Regions from separate parts of the Homo sapiens genome. Here region 2 is linked to region 1. Evidence: chromatin loops called from intact Hi-C (ENCODE). Cell type or tissue: PC-3. All regions are shown on one strand. Links, peaks and the distances in the headings refer to the core of each region. The heading gives the core; the rest is flanking DNA. Region 1 has its middle 19 kb from the start of IQSEC1. Region 2 has its middle 160 kb from the start of IQSEC1.

What was found. Hi-C counts contacts between places; a loop is a spot of excess contacts. Peaks named below come from ENCODE experiments on the same cell type or tissue, not always from the same donor. Only the 100,000 strongest peaks of a DNase experiment are listed, where the experiment ranks them.
Region 2: a loop joins it to region 1, with 5 times the contacts of the local background. A loop is called at or near these places in 5 of 110 quality-filtered maps.

Annotation. Positions count from the first base shown.
Region 1 is chr3:13,091,183-13,094,092 of GRCh38, reverse strand. It overlaps a transcript of IQSEC1 not described here. Among named protein-coding and RNA genes, the nearest start is that of IQSEC1, 19 kb to the right of the region's middle. In PC-3, for the core only: a CTCF peak has its summit at 1,762 (motif pointing left); DNase peaks (open chromatin) are centred at 962 and 1,742; H3K4me3 peaks cover 620 bases; H3K27ac peaks cover 1,358 bases.
Region 2 is chr3:13,228,449-13,231,358 of GRCh38, reverse strand. It overlaps a transcript of IQSEC1 not described here. Among named protein-coding and RNA genes, the nearest start is that of IQSEC1, 160 kb to the right of the region's middle. In PC-3, for the core only: CTCF peaks have their summits at 1,353 and 1,553 (motif pointing left); a DNase peak (open chromatin) is centred at 1,608; H3K27ac peaks cover 483 bases.

The DNA of each region.
Region 1 (2,910 bases), core at 316-2,815:
TTCTTCATTCTTGGGAAGGTTTGCTCTTACAGTATAACACGATAGGCACCAGGAACCCCAGGCTCACAGCCAGTTAGTTCAGTGGCCCCAGCCGGAAGAGGTCTCTTTTTCAGATCTGCAAAAGCGCCAGGGCTGACTCTCATTGGCCTGACTCAGGTTACAAGCCCATCTCTAAGCCAATCACTATGAAGAACAGAGGGATTTATGCTCTGATTGGCCAGGCTGGATCACGTGCACATCCCTGGACCTAGAGGGTGCTGAGAACGGACAGGGGGAGACCTAGCGGAGTCACGTGGACCAACAGTGGGGAGGAGGTTCAGGGATAAGAGGGGCTGGATGCCAGACAGTGGATCCAACTGTGTATGCCTCAGTCGTCATCAGTGCTCGGGCCTGATCCTGCCGCCAGGCTGTAGCTGCATGCGTCTTGTGTCCCCTTGTCCAGGGTTTGCCACACACCCCATGTGCTGGATGAAGGGGACACACGTAGGAATCACACTGAATAACCTCCTCCCTCGTGGCATCCCCTGAGCTTGGGGAGGAGGCAGCCCTGCCTCCCCAGTTCCTGCCCTGAGCCACAGGGACCAGTTACTTGGATGAAGCCCCTCGTCTGCGCATGGCAGGAGGTGGAGCCCAGCTCCTCCTGTGGAGGAAGCTTCCTAATGGTCTCCCCTGGGGCCCGGTGAGGACATAAACTCTGCATCACTGAAGGTGCTGGGGCTCAGATGGCACCGCCTGGGATGCTGGAGGAGCATGCATCCCTGCAGCAGGCAGGGCTGGGATGGAGGCCCCAGGTCTCCTTCCGTCCTTGAGCCCGATTAGTCTTGTCAGGTATGGGGCTGAGGCTCTGGCTGAGGGACGATGTCTCCTTTATAAGTGAGTTTGTTTATTTGCTCTTAATGCCTCTCTGTATCCTCTCGCCTCCCCAGCTGGAGTTGGTGAAACCACAGACTGTGCCCTGGGCAGGGGCAGGACCTGTGTGGAGCCACCGAGATGTGATTTAGTCACTTGTTACCTGGGTTAGGCTAAAATAATCCCAAGTACTGAGATGTTGCCAAGAAGACACAACACAGAGATAGGACCCTGAGGACTAGGAGCAGCTTGTGCCTGGGTGCTGGGGGCCTCTCTGAGCCAAGAGCTAAATAATGGGAGGAGCCGGCTACGGGAGGGGGAAGAGTGCTCGCGGCAGAGGGAACAGCAAGGGCAAAGGCCCCGGGACTCGAAGAAGTTCGGCCTTGGAGATGGAAAGTTGGCCAGCGTGCCTGGAGCAGAGTGAGGAGGGGCTGGCACTGGGACAGGAACCCTGCAAGGTGGGTGGGGCCAGAGAGCGCAGGGCCTGAATGTTGGTGGACTGTTTTACGCGAAGAGGCCACCATCAGAGGGGTTGATAGAGGAGACACCATTGAGATTGTTCTGGTGAGGGAACAGAAATAATTCGGGTTAGGGGCTAAAATTGACTTCTCCCATTATTTAGCTCTTGGCTTAAATGTCGCCGTCTCAGAGAGGCCCCCAGCACCCAGGCACGCGCTGCTCCTGGTCCTTAGGGTCCTGTCTCTGTGTTGTGTCTTCTTGGCAGCATCTCAGTTCCTGGGATTATTTTAGCCTAACCCAGATGGGGAGAGGACATGTGGCCAGGGAATGAGGCCTGGGCAGGCCTGGGAAGGAGCCAGGTCAACAGCGTTCTGGGACGTCCGTGGTCAGCCGGGGCGTGTTTTGCAGGTATCTCTTTGCAGGACTTTGCAGCAGCCGCGCGCTGCCCTCTGCTGGAACTTCTGAGCATTACACCTAGCGCCTTTGAGCTGTACTAACCCCAGAACTTACTTCCCTGAGCACTTTATGGAAACACCCCCGTGATACGGTGTCCTCAGAGCTGGCAGAAGCTCACAAGGTCTTCTTCTCCTGCCTGGTATGTCCCTGCTGGCTTGCTTAGCCCTAGGCACAGGCATCTCACTAGCCCCTTTTGATGCAGTCAGTTCTGACCCTGCACAGTGCAGGGCAATTGACCCCGCGCAGTGCAGGGTAGCTTGACCCCAGAAAGAGCTGTGCTTAGCTTCCTCCTGGCCTCGACCATGCACAGGCCCTTAGAACTGCCTGGGGGGCCTGGGGACACTGACCACCTCCCCCATGACTGCCCTGCTCCAGCGCCTCCAGGTCCTGCCCACCCCGACCCCACCCAAGCTGCCCTCCCAGACCAAAGAGGAGACCTGGGAGGAAGCCTGAACAGTCTAGGCTTCCACAGAGGATGTGGCTTTCCTAGGAAAACCCCTGAAGACTCCCCAAATGTGCCACACGTGTCCTCTGCCTGCCTGTGTCTTTGTTTTTTATGTTGGAGCTTCAGGCACCTCTCAGTTTCCCTGAATACAGAGGGAGGGCTGACAAGGGCCTGGTCATAGGAACAGCTGGGGTGAACAGACAGGTCAGCGGGGGCAAGGCTGAGGCACAGCCAAGTCGGGCTTCCTGGGAGCATTGTGGGCCCGTCCCACCTGGGCTTCTGGGTCCTTTCACACCCCAGCCCCTGCTCCTGCAGTAGTCACAAAGGAGGGCTGTGCTCAGGGAGGGCAGGGAGGCCAGGAGGCCAGGGGAAGAGATGGGAGAAAAGATGCATGGGTTTCAGTAGGCCCAAGCCCAAGTCAAAGGCCCAGCAACACTGTCCTGGGTCTCATTCCAGCATCTGTCCTGTAAACAAACTCCCTCATTCATTCGGCAAATATTTTTTGAGCATCTGCTATGTGCCAGGCACGGTCTATGGCTTGAGCCTGCTTCAGTGAATAAAACAGACTCCCCTGGCCTCCTGGAGTCTGTATGCCAATGAGGAAGGAGGACAGCAACCAGCAGCCTGGCAGAGAGACCGATGCTGCTGCCCTCGGAGAGTGGTGACGGGGTCAAGGCATGCACCTGAGTGAGCGATGGCGT
Region 2 (2,910 bases), core at 89-2,588, 140 kb before region 1:
AGTCTATAGCATCTTGTTATAGTAGCTCAAACTAAGAGAGACAGATGCACACATGTGTGCACACGTGGGCACACACACAGACACACACACGCACGGGACTTCAAAAAGTTCATGGAAAATGAGTATTATTTTTAAAAACTCTGCATGGATTTCCAAATTTTTTGCATCAAAATAAACTTGTACTAACTTGTAACATGTCCAAACAGGATCTACTTTGAGGTCCTAAGAAGAATAAGACATCAGTTTGAAAAGAGCTCCTATCAGAGTAATAATAATTCTGCTAAAATTGAAACAAAAGCAAACATCAAATTTATGGTAAAATCATCAATACTTTATGAAAAGTTTAAGGGGACAGTGCCCCAAAGAAATCAGCAGTTTACAAATGGATACCTCCTTTTAAGAAGGAACAAGATGATGTTGAGGATGAAGCCCTCTGTGGCACACAATCCACATCAGTCTGCAAGGAAAATATTCATTTTGTCCATGCCCCAGTTGAAGAGGACCAATGGGTAACAGCAGAACAATAGCCAACACCATGGTCTTCTTTCTTAGTTCAGCTTATTCTATTCTGAATGAAAAATTATAGTTAAGGAAATCTTTCTTATAGTTAAGGGTGCCAAAACTGTTGCTTCCAGATCAACTGCAGACAAGGGCAGAGCTTTCCATGGAAATTTTTAGCAAGTGGGATCAAGATCCTGAGCATGACTTTGAAGAACTATAACAGGTGATGAAACACAGCTTCAGTACAACCCTGAAGACAAAACACAATCAAAGCAATGGCTACCAAGAGGTAGAAGGGGTCCAGTTAAAGCAAAAACTGACCAGTCAAGAGCAAAGCTCATGGCAACAGTTTTGGGGATGCTCAAAGCATTTTGTTTGTTGACTTTCTAGAGGGCCAAAAAACAATCACATCTGCTTATGATGAGTGTTTTGAGAAAGTTAGCCAAAGCTTTAGCAGAAAAACACCTGGGGAAGCTTCACCAGAGTCCACCACGACAATGCCACTGCTCATTCCTGTCATCGAACAAGGTCAATTTTGTGAGCGTTTGAGGGGAAATCATAGGCATCCACCTTACAGTCCTGATTTGGCTCCTTCTGACTTATTTATGTTTCTTAATCTTAAAAACAACTCTAAAGGGCACCCATCTTTCTTCGGGTAATAATGTAAACAAGACTGCATGGATATAGTTGAATTCCTGGGACCCTCTGTTCTTTATTCTTTAAAGATGGACTAAATGGCTGGAATCATCACTTACAAAAGTGTTTTGACCTTGATAGAGCTCATGTTGAGAAATAAAGTTTATACTTTCTATTTTTATCTTTTAATTCCATTTTTCCATGAACATCTTGAAGTCCCCTCATATTTCCTGTATACCATATGCCAGGCACTCTTCTGTATATTTTATGCATATTAACTCAAACTTCAAAGCAGCCCCATGAAATAAGTGCTATTTTTATTCTTACTTGACATATGAAGAAACCGAAGCAAGCACAGACAGGTTGGGTCACTTGCCCAAGTTCACACAGCTAGGAAGTGGTGTGTCTAGGCAGAGCCCTCTAGAGGTGCTGGCTGAGCTGTGCAGAAGAGGAGCTTAGCTCCTGGATGGACCTGGGGATAAGCATCCCAGCAGGGGGAACAGTGTGTGCAGAGGCTCCAGTGTAGGAACAAGTTTGGCGAGTTTAGGGGGAAGAACGAAGAATGAATAGATGGGTGTGAGTCCACCTGCCAGCTCAGATCTCTTTTCCCTGACGAAGTCCCTGCTGACCCCTCAAGGTCCCCCCTCCTCCCACCACATTTCCCCTGCATTTGTCTGTAATGCACTCGTGTGACAGTCAGTCCCGGGCAGCCTGTGACAGCTCAGCCATTACTGCCTCGATTGGGCATTCATCTCTTGCACAGCTGTTTAAATTGTCACACAGAAGGCCATAAACACTTCGACAGCTAAGATGAGGGCTTCCCCTGTGATGGCAGTGCCTGGACCCCTGTACACTCAGCAAGCATTTGAAGGCTGAGTACATTTATGCAGTAGCTGTTATAGGCCAGGCCCTGTCATCATAGTATGTGTACATCAAAACAGCACATGGTTGTGAGAGAACCTCACCATACTAAGAACTTGACAAACCAAACAATATCACAGCTTTAAAATTTGCAGGTAACTTACCAAATGCTGTTTAGGGGAAAGGTGAGATTTGAACCCAGGCAGTCAGGATTTGATGTTACTCTGTTCTGTGCTGTGCCAACTGTGTGAGGGTGTATATGAGAGTGTGTGTGTGTATGCCAGTGGTGCCAGCCCATGTCACAGGCTTATTTGTTTATTCCATAATCTATACTGTGTGCCAGGCACCAGGCCAGGCTCTAGTGGTGAAAAGAGAGACGGACAGATGGAGTTGTGGAGTTCTCAGACCAATGAGAGATTGTCCTAGGTGCCAGGAGGAGAAAAGAGAGGAGACAGACTAAACTGAGGTGAAGCAGTGTGGAAGGCCTTGCTGAGGAAGTAGCATTTACACCAAGTCCTGAAGGGATCCTGTCGGTACCGAGAGCCTGGGAACAGTGTTTCCAGCAGCAGGAACAGCATGTGCAAAGGCCCTGAGGTCAGCACAAGTTTTCTTGTTTAGAGAGCTAAGAGGTCAGCAAGGTTGGAGCACAGAGGGCAAGGGTGAGAGGAAGGAGCTGAGATGGGGGAAGTGAGCAGGGCCAGATCCTGCCACTCCTTGCAGGCCCTGCAAAGGTTTTGGTAAGGCTTTAAAGATTTCAAAAAATTTTAAGGTATTAGGACCTTTGCAAGCTAAAATAAGATTTTGGTTTCTTTTCAAAGTTGCAAGAAATAGTTTAATCTAAGATTAATAAAACAGTTACTATAATGTCTCCCATTCACCACGCATTTGGTGCCTGCTGTCTTTAATTCCGAC